Linked DNA regions of Homo sapiens: region 2 is linked to region 1. Evidence: chromatin loops called from intact Hi-C (ENCODE). Cell type or tissue: dorsolateral prefrontal cortex. All regions are shown on one strand. Each heading gives the region's core, and the rest is flanking DNA. Links, peaks and the distances in the headings are about the cores only.

Region 1 (5,385 bases), core at 219-5,218:
CTAAAGCAGGAGAATCTCTTGAGCCTGGGCAGTGGAGGTTGCAGTGAGCCGAGCTGGTGCCATTGTACTTCAGCCTAAGCTACAGAATGAGACTGTGTCTCAAAAAAAATAAAAGTGTAGAATTGGATCCCATTATAGGTGATAGTCAATTTAGGTCTTCAAAATGTGAAATGGATGTAGATGAGAAAAGATTAGATGAACTAAGTGTTATTTTTTTCTGATGATAGTCTAAATAGTGGTTGTCAGAAATTTTAAATGTTTTACCAAAAATAAGTACAACGAGTTTTTGTTTTTGTTTTGTTTTGTTTTTAAGATGGGGTCTCGATATGTTGCTCATGCTGGTCCTGAACTCCTAAACTCAAGTGATCCTGCCACCTTGGCCTTCCAAAGTGCTGGGATTACAGGCATGAGCCACCATGCCCGGCCCAAAAAGCACAAGTTTTATTTTCATATCTTCATGACCAGAATGAAAGATGTTGGACTCTAAACTACCAAACAAAGGATTGTTACTAGCTATATATGAAGAAGTTGGCTTTAAAAAATGAGTGAGTTCTAGAGCAGTTGGGAGAGCCTCACTTTGTTGTCTCTAAAAATAAGGCCAATTCCCACCAGAAACGGTGTAGTTAGTAGCTGCTTTAAAGCAGAGGAGTGGAGTTGGACTCTCTCAGCCACTTGTAGGATCACAGCTTCCTAGGGCATGACTACTAAAGACATGCAATGTGTTAATGGAGTTATTTTCCATTATTTAGGTGATAAAACTCTTACAATCAAAATACCATTATAAAGAAGAGGCTGAAATCATCTGTGATAAAGTTCAAGTTAAACTCAGCAAGGAATGTTTTCATCCTTACAATACATGCATTACTGATTTAAGGACTTCACATTGGGAAGAAGCAATCCAGGAAACAAAAGGTGGTGCAGCCAATAGAAAATTGGCTGAAGAATGTTATTTCCTTTGGAAATCTACACGTTTACAGCATATGACACTAGCAGAAGACGTCAAAGCCATGCTTACTGAACTTCGAAAGGAGGTCCGCCTACTTCTATTAACGAATGGGGACAGACAGACCCAGAGGGAGAAGATTGAGGCTTGTGCCTGTCAGTCCTATTTTGACGCTGTTGTTGTAGGTGGAGAGCAGAGAGAGGAGAAACCAGCACCGTCCATATTTTATTACTGCTGCAATCTTCTCGGAGTACAACCTGGGGACTGTGTGATGGTCGGTGACACATTAGAAACCGACATCCAAGGAGGCCTCAATGCAGGATTGAAAGCAACAGTCTGGATCAATAAAAATGGAATAGTGCCACTGAAGTCCTCCCCAGTTCCGCATTACATGGTTTCTTCTGTGCTAGAGTTACCTGCTCTCTTACAAAGTATAGACTGCAAAGTCAGTATGTCCACTTAAAGCACATAAAAGGGCATGATTATGAATGTTAGAATCAATTTGCTGAGTATGAAATAAGAAAAGTTAGGGCACTCCACTTATGATAATCCAGCTCTAAGAATAATTTTACTTATGATTTAATGGCCAATATTTTGAAGGTCTTCCCAACCCTATTGCTTCTAAGTTGTAACAACCAACCATTGAGTGGTACTTATATCTGAAAATTCAGATTGCATGAATTCAGGTCAGTAGTATAGCCCAGAAAATTTAAGGAAATATATTATTTGTTAGTCTGTATCTGGAGCTTTTTAAAATTATGTTATTAATCTTTTAGTATCTTGGCTGCATAATGCCAAGCAGGATTGCTTTACACATGGATGCACAAATGTAAGGTTTATCTTCTGGCTTAAAAATAGATATTTTTAAAAAATAGATTTTCTAAAACACAGATTTATGAAAGCAAGTGAATCTGGTTAATATGAAATAAGTACTAAGTCACATGCAAATCAAGGTATTATATAGTGAAATTATTTTGCATATTTTGAAAACATAAACCATAGTTTTTGCCTACTTTGGATGTATACTTTCTTTTATGAACCTGATTTTTCTGTATGACATTTTTTTTTTTTTCAGAGGGCAGGGAGCAATTTTTCTATGGCATGTGACAGATTCCTCCAGTTAGAAAAAGCTGTTAAAATCAACACATGGTGCTCCTTTACCGTGACATTTTCTCACCTGTGCACAGTGAGCCGGTAGCTTCCTTTTAGTCTTCACCTCTCAAGGAAATGTTTTTACTGTCTTTTCCCAGACACACAGTGGGGTTGAGGGAGCTAGGCTGTTTTGCTAGAGATAATTGCAAGGCACGTGGCACTAAAAGTCATTTTTCTTCTGTGGATCCATAAGAGGAACATTTCCTCAGTGTAGCCTAACAATGCAGCCCCCAATCTGTTCCTTTTTTTTTTTGAAATGGGATCTCTGTCGCCCAGGTTGGAGTGCCATGGCACCATCTCGGCTCACTGCAACCTCTGCCTCCTGAGCTCAAGTGATCCTCCCACCTCAGCCTCCCAAGGGTGTGTGTGACTACAAGTACACACTACCACGCCCAGCTAATGTGTGTTTTTGTAGAGATGGGATTTTGCCATGTTGCCCAGGCTGGTCTCGAATTCCTGGATTCAAGTGATCCTCCCACCTCAGCCTCCTAAAGTCCTAGGATTATAGGCATGAGCCACTGTGCCTGGCCCCCTCATCTGATAGAAAATTAGATTTTGCTATGAGCCATTTCCTGAGGGCCAATTTAATACTCGTGTGACTCTTCTTAGAGTTACCATCTGCCTTAAATTTCCTCTGTTTTTCACATTCTTGGAAATATATCATTGTTTTGCAAATTTCTATATCTAATTCAGGGTTTACCAGGAGCTTAATAATTAATGGCTACATAGCAAGGCATCGTCTTGGAACCGGAGAATTTTCTCTAGACTATTAGGCTAGACAGTCTCATGATTATACTAACCAAACCTGGAGTAAAGTGGTTGAAAAAAAAGAAAGTATAAAGGGGCTTATTAAAGTGGTTAATAAATATGATTTAGGTTGGTTTTTGATATGTTTTTCTTCCAACTGTTATATAAGAAACTACTAATGTAAAATAGTAGGCTATATGTTGGGATGTGTATAGCTATGTCTTCAAGACTAATACTCAGAGAATCAAATTGTAGATTGTACCTATCTGTGAGCCTATTTCTTTAGCCAGTTTTCTGTCTACTGCCAAGAAACAGAATTCTCTGCCTCATGCAAATGCCCTTTCGTGTTTACTTTTCGCTCTAGATTTTTAAAAATGTGATTGTGCCCTTGACTGTACCAAAGTGCTGTTGCTATAACAGTGAACATTTGTGAACAGAGGATGTTTGTAGTTTCAAATGCAGTACCCATATGACCTTGATCATATTTTAGCTATTTAAAAATTAAGTTGGAGGATTTTGGCAGAAGTAGTCACATGCATGATTGCTCTGATAGATTGGTTGGCGTGTGCTGCAGGGGGCTTGTCCTTTTAACTCTCCCACAGGATGGATGTAGGCAGTGTCACATTCATTATGCTGAGAGTGAAGGTTCATCACTCCTGTATCATGGTAGCAAATCTCAACAGGATAGCTTCTAGGATGTTAAGTGAGCAGTTCTCCAGCAGAAATGATGTAGAAGGAAAAAATTGAATAATTAAATTTCCTTGTCTTCACAGTTTGTATTCTACAGAGTACAGTAATGTATTACATTCCATTTGCACCCTTCCTTAGGGAAGAACTTTGTGGTTATCTACCTTCTGAGTGGAATGTTACAGAAAATATTTTAAAATATTGGAATAAACCTATGATTTTATTAATATTTTTTGTTTTAGAATAATATTCCTTAAAATTATGGGTGATGTTTTGTCATCTTTATTTTTTTTCAAAGTTTCCCTGTAGTGGCCTTCTCACACAAAGCCAGAGGCCCTCCCTAACACTGCTTACAGAGGTGGGCCTAGAACAGACATGAATGGACACTGCACCTGGAATACCAGCACCTGGTGGGGAGGTTTGGTTCCATGTGCACCTCCACATACAAGGCACGAACATCTCAGATCTGGGAGTGCCCAGGACCCAGTGGATGCTCAGTATTGTAGGAAAGCAGGTCTTTACCAAAGTTCTTGGTTTATTGCTTTCAAACTTCTTTGCAACCTTCAGTAAGAAACATTTTCTATCATAACCTCTTTAACACATTTATAGTGTTAGATAACACTGTAACTATATATAAATATAAATATAACACATGTATATAAATAAATATAAATATAACATTTTATAGTATAACATTAATATGTGTATGGGATCCAGTTTTATATGTTTAATTTTCATAAAACATTCTTGTTACGTGTGATGATATTTTTCATTCCATTCTTTTTTGAATTAGGGAATATATTCATTGTTGAACAAGTACTACTTGTAGTACACAAGTCAAAAAAATAAAAGGGTGAATGGTGAAAAGTCATTCTCCTCATCTCTTTGCTAGGGGCCCACAACCCACTTGCCCTAAAGGCCACTACTGTTTAGTTTTTGTTTTATTTTTAAAAATAGAGACAAGGTCTCGCTATGTTGCCCAGGCTAGTCTCAAACTCCTGAGCTCAAGCAGTCCACCTGCCTCAGCCTCCAAAAGTGCTAGGGTTACAGGCATGAGCCATGTCACCCAGCCAAGGCCAGTGCTGTTACCAGCTTCATGTATACCTGCATATAGAAGTGTATAAGACTATATAGAATCAGTTGAATTCAGGCAGATTTTTAATTTCTGTATTTCAGTTTAGGAAACAGCATTCTTGCTCAGATAATCTAAGAGTCATGCAGCTTGTGTTTAAGCCATTTGTGTTAGGAACATAATACCTTCATGGTCTCAGCCATGTGCGAGATCTCTGTAGTTCCATTGACTTTCGCATACCACCACCCTGGTGATTCTCTTTGCCTCTTATGTTAAATTTCCTATTTTCTGTGTCCTGTGTATTCCTATTTTGACTTATTCCCTCTTTTTGGTGGCATGCATCCTTGCGTAGGTTCCCTGTAAACGTGTGTAGGAGGTAAAAGTTTTGAGATCTGAAATGTCTGAAAATATCTTTATTCTCTTCTCCCATCATTGATAGTTTTAATAGTGTGTATTTCGATAACATTTTTACTTGAAATTTTGAAGGCATTGGTCTGTGGTCTAGCAGCCATTTGTATGTGACCACTTTCTTTCTCTCTTGTAACTCTTAGAACCTTATTTTCCTCCAGTGGTCCATGATCACATGCCTTGGAGAGGGTGTTTCCATCCTCTGTGCTTGGCACGCTGAACCCTTTCAATCAAAATCATATTTTCTTGGTCCTGGGGAATTTAATGACTTCATTGATAATTGCCTCCCTTTGTTTATTTTCTGATTTCTCTTTATGATTTCTGATTTTTTTTGGTTTCTCTTATCCCTGTTATTCAGATGTTAGAACTCCTTTAC
Region 2 (5,385 bases), core at 275-5,274, 610 kb after region 1:
TTGTCTTTGGTTTTTGCAGTTTTATTTTTTGTTGACTTTTTTTTTTTAATCTTGCTTGGGTTCTGCAGGACTTCTTAGATCTGTATTGATGTCTGTATCATTTTGGAAATATCTCAACCATTATCTCTTTAAATATCATTTTTGCCTATTCTCTCTTCTTTTGTTGAGGACCCCAACTTCCCATATGATGAAATTTCTCACAATTCTAATTTCTGTATCTCTTGCTGCCTTAGCCTGGGTTGCCTGGAAAGCAGAGCCTGATATAAAGGCTTGCATGCAGGTACATTACTTACGGATGTGATTCTAGGAACAAATGTGAGGAATGAGGGGTATGGAACAGGGAAGGAGCAAGAACCAATACAAGTATTTGACTGAGTCAGCTGGTGTGACAGACAACTCGGGCTGCATCTCAGGACTCAGGAGGAATCTTATAAAATATGTCCCTGAACTCACTCATTCACAAAGAGCTGTTAGAAATACAGCTTGGCACAAAGCTGGAGGCATCACGCTACCTGACTTCAAACTATACTACAAGGCTACAGTAACCAAAACAGCATAGTACTGGTACCAAAACAGAGATATAGACCAATGGAACAGAACAGAGCCCTCAGAAATAATACCACACATCTACAATTATCTGATCTTTGACAAACCTGGCAAAAACAAGAAATGGGGAAAGGAGTCCCTATTTAATAAATGGTGCTGGGAAAACTGGCTAGCCATATGTAGAAAGCTGAAACTGGATCCCTTCCTTACACCTTATACAAAAATTAATTCAAGATGGATTAAAGACTTAAATGTTAGACCTAAAACCATAATAACCCTAGAAGAAAACCCAGGCAATACCATTCAGCCCATAGGCATGTGCAAAGACTTCATGACTAAAACACCAAAAGCAATGGCAACAAAAGCCAAAATTGACAAATGGGATCTAATTAAACTAAAGAGCTTCTGCACAGCAAAAGAAACTACCATCAGAATGAACAGGCAACCTACAGAATGGGAGAAAATTTTTACAATCTACCCATCTGACAAAGGGCTAATATCCAGAATCTACAAAGAATTTAAACAAATTTACAAGAAAAAAATCAAACAACCCCAACAACAAGTGGGTGAAGGATATGAACAGACACTTCTCAAAAGAAGATATTTATGCAGCCAACAGACGCGTGAACAAATGCTTATCATCACTGGTCATCAGAGAAATGCAAATCAAAACCACAATGAGATATCAACTCACACCAGTTAGAATGGCGATCATTAAAAAGTCAGGAAAAAACAGATGCTGGAGAGGATGTGGAGAAATAGGAACACTTTTACACTGTTGGTTGGACTGTAAACTAGTTCAACCATTGTGGAAGTCAGTGTGGTGATTCCTCAAGGATCTAGAACTAGAAATACTATTTGACCCAGACATCTGATTACTGGGCATATACCCAAAGGATTATAAATAATGCTGCTATAAAGACCCATGCACACGTATGTTTATTGTGGCACTATTCACAATAGCAAAGACTTGGAACCAACCCAAATGTCCATCAATGATAGACTCGATTAAGAAAATGTGGCACATATACACCTTGGAATACTATGCAGCCATAAAAAAGGATGAGTTCATGTCCTTTGTAGGGACATGCATGAAACTGGAAACCATCATTCTGAGCAAACTATCGCAAGGACAGAAAACCAAAGACCGCATGTTCTCACTCATAGGTGGGAATTGAACAATGAGAACACTTGGACACAGGGTGGGGAACATCACACACTGGGGCTTGTTGTGGGGTGGGGGGAGGGATAGCATTAGGAGATATACCTAATGTAAACGACAAGTTAAGGGGTACAGCACACCAACATGGCACATGTATACATATGTAACAAACCTGCACATTGTGCACATGTACCCTAGAACTTAAAGTATAATAAAAAAAAAAAAGAAGAAAAGGAAAAAAAAGAAATATGGCTTGGCATCTCAACTTTCTCCTGTGGAGGCTGCATACACACCCAGGGGAAAAATGGCTACAAGGCCAGGTGCGGTGGCTCATACCTGTAATTCCAGCACTTTGGGAGGCCAAGGCAGGAGGACTGGTTGAGCTCAGGAGTTCGAGACCAGCCTGGGCAACATAGACCTCTACTAAACATCTCTACTAAAATTAAAAAAAAAATTAGCTGGGCATGGTGGCACATGCCTGCAGTCCCAGCTACTCAGAGGGCTGAGGCAGAAGGATCATCTGAACCTGGGAGGCTGAGGCTGCAGTGAGCCCTGATTGTGCCACTGCACTCCAGCCTGGGCAACAGAGCAAGACCTTGTGTAAAAAAACAAAAGTGGTTACACACCAGGCTCATCATCCTGGGTCTCTGTTGTTCCCAGATCCTGGTCCAGCAATTCCACACCAGTTTCAGGCTCTCCGATTTCTTCAAGCAAATGCTTTAAATATTTTGTTCATTGTTGTCCCCTTTGGGAGTGTGAGTCTATCTAATTAGTCATCATCTAAATGGAAAATATTGCATAATGTTCCACTGATGTTTAGCAGCATCTCTGGCCTTCCCCCCACAGATGCCAGTAGCATCCTACCTAGTCATGATCATAAAAATTGTTGCCAGACATTGACAAATGTCCCCTGGTGGACAAAATGGCCCTTGGTTGGGAAGCACTGGGTTAGACCAACCGGAACCCACCTCTAACCCTGGCACTCACTTCCATTAGAACACTGGCCCACGTGGAGGACGTTTATCTCAACAAAAACAGGTTCTGCCAGCATGTCAGAAGAGGCACATGATGCTGGCAGGCAGCCCACAGTGTGCCTCACAGCTCAAACCAGAAGCAAACCCTACTTCTAGTCCAGTGCTTTTTCCCAGTCCCATGCTGTTTCAACTCCTTCCACTCTCAGGAGGCTGGGGTCTTCAAATCTGTAAATTCTAACAACTCCCCAGGTGTTTTGCACAGTCAGCCAGGCCCTGGTCCAGTCAACCAGTGTTTGGAGATCACTGACTAAGCCTAAGTTTTATTTCAACTTAAGATAGGGACCTGGATAGAGAGAACTTTCAAGCTAGGCAACAGGTGTTTTTGTTTTTGTTTTATTTTTTAGACTTTTGGGGAGGGGATGGAATATAACAAACTTATACAGAAAAGTGTACAAGTGTACAAACTTACATAGAAAAGTGTACATAAATATGCAGCTAAACAAGCTGATATAAAACAAAACCCAGGTAACCCCCTCCAAGGTCATGATACAAAACATCAGCATTTCAGATGCCACCCCCACCCATTCCTGATCATAATCTGTGTCCCATGGCTAAATCACAGCCTTGCAGAGTCCCAGCCCAGCAGAGGAGAGGGGTGTTTCGTCAGCGTCTCACCTGCATCCCTGCAGCCCCTCCCAGCCCAGAGCTGCCTCTCAGGTGTCTTCTGCAGGCGGGCAGTCCCTCAGGTCCCCAGTACAAATTGGTGGTGGCAGTGATTCTCCAAGGTCTCCAGTCTCAGAGACACTGGACTCAGGTTCCCCAAATTGGAATGCTCTACGTATTTCTCTATTTCCTATTTGCTTTTAAAGTGCTAATCTGTTGCAAATTTAGTTTTTAAAAGTATTTTAAAACTCCCAATGCACAAGCAGTACCCCAGACCAGTGATACCAGAATTTCTGGGGTGTCACGTAGGCATCTTTCCAGATGATTCCAACATGCAGCCAAAGTTGAGAGCCACTGTCTTAAAGTTCAGCCCCTCTGGGGTGACACTATAAAGCACAGCCACAATTCATGATGCCCGGTTGAAGCCTTTGCCTCTGCTGCCTGGCATACGCAGCTCCTTTTCCCTTCCATGGAATGCCTCTGAGTCCAGTTGCTGCCATTGTGAAGGTACCCACACTCTCATTATGGAGCCCAACACTGTCATGGCCTCCTGGCATAGGGCACTCGGAGGAAGGAAACTGGAGAAGCAGGACCTGAGCCATGGGAAGGGAAGGAGAAGGTGTTCATCTCCTTAGGGTTGCCTCTCTGGTGTGTGCATGTAAACAAAGAGTGGAGCGAGAAACTTGGCCCCTGAGAAAACGCAAATGCTTTAAGTCAGTTACTGAGTTCAGGAGACCTTCCTCCTGTGAGTTCATAAATGATTTGCTTCCCTATAAAGACTTAGGAGCTCTGTGACACTTACTGAAGTGAAAGCGAGAGTGTTCAGAGCTTGCGTCTGCAGTCACATACTGATAAACACGGCGAATAACACCAATCCAAATCCCCAGTGCCTATAGCAGTGCCCAGCATGTGAAAGTGCCCAGTGGTATCTGTAGAATGAAGAGTGAACAGACGTCACACTGACCTAGCTGATGTGTGGGAAGAACAGAGCTTTGGCCTGGTGGAGAAAGGCAGGGAATGGAGGCGCTGGCTCAGGCTCTGGAGTTCTGCAGTGGAGGGAGGGGAATAAACTGCTATGAAGGCACAGGGCAGACCTATGAAGAAGGCAAGAACTATGTGGGACACGAAAATCCTCCTGCCTGCTGCCTTGGCTCACAAGCATCAGAGTGAGGAAATGAGGGTGTCCTCACCCACCCTGCTCTCTGGAGGGCAGAAAGGGAAGAAACAGAGAAGATAGGCTCAGTTTATCCGTCTGGGGGAGAAGAGTCATGCTTTTGTTCAGTTGTCCAGCTGCTGCTTCTCCTTCTATTAAGGCCATGGGAGAGTGGAGGTCTCCCTGTCAACTTGCTCCCTATCAGCCATCCTACAGGAATGCCATTACCCCCCAAACTTGCCACTTGTGGGTGCCTGAGTTTGCACTTTGTTCTGTTCCAGTGGCTGTTGCTAATCGTGAAACTGAGGCTCCCACCTGTGCCAGTCTTTATTCCAGATACAAGAAAAGTTGTTGGTTAGTGCCCATGGAACTGGACCACAGGGAGCCACCCCTGGCTATGGAGGTGACAAGCTAGAGGGCAAGAAGCCTATCCTAAACAAACCCAGAACTAGTAGATGGAAGGGAGCTGGGTGTTCCATACCCTAGGACGTTACCAGTACGCACCTGAGTTTGGAAACCTTTTGAGATAACTAACATTGCCAACTTCTTTTGCAACAGGGTGGAACTTCTCTGGCAAGAGCCATCAGTTGGTTAATCTTGGGTTTTCTAGTCTCTCTGTTCCTGTAGATCCAAACTTTTGCCACACAGCCTTCTGCATGAACAAACACATTGGGCCAATTCCTTCCTAAAGAAGGACATTACCTCACCCAAACAACACATCTCTTCATTACTGAGAGCCAAAGAAACATTGAACTCTTACAAATATGCATAAGTTTTTTCAACAGAAAAAAAAGCAGGACAGGAATCATCAAAATGGAAATGATTACAGTTGACCCTTGAACAAAGTGGAGGTTGGGGGTGCCAACCCCCAGTCCAGCTGAAAATCC

What was found. Hi-C counts contacts between places; a loop is a spot of excess contacts. Peaks named below come from ENCODE experiments on the same cell type or tissue, not always from the same donor. Only the 100,000 strongest peaks of a DNase experiment are listed, where the experiment ranks them.
Region 2: it touches region 1 in a loop (4-fold over the local background); 9 of 110 quality-filtered maps call a loop at or near these places.

The regions. Positions count from the first base shown.
Region 1 is chr20:25,611,946-25,617,330 of GRCh38, reverse strand. It overlaps NANP (N-acetylneuraminic acid phosphatase), which reads left to right. Exons shown (of 2, transcript NM_152667.3): 2 at 750-4,396. The coding sequence ends at 1,406. Among named protein-coding and RNA genes, the nearest start is that of NANP, 9.4 kb to the left of the region's middle. In dorsolateral prefrontal cortex, for the core only: no CTCF peak of the experiment used is centred there; no DNase peak of the experiment used is centred there.
Region 2 is chr20:24,997,750-25,003,134 of GRCh38, reverse strand. No RefSeq gene overlaps it. Among named protein-coding and RNA genes, the nearest start is that of APMAP, 7.7 kb to the right of the region's middle. In dorsolateral prefrontal cortex, for the core only: a CTCF peak has its summit at 2,691; a DNase peak (open chromatin) is centred at 2,774; H3K27ac peaks cover 1,664 bases.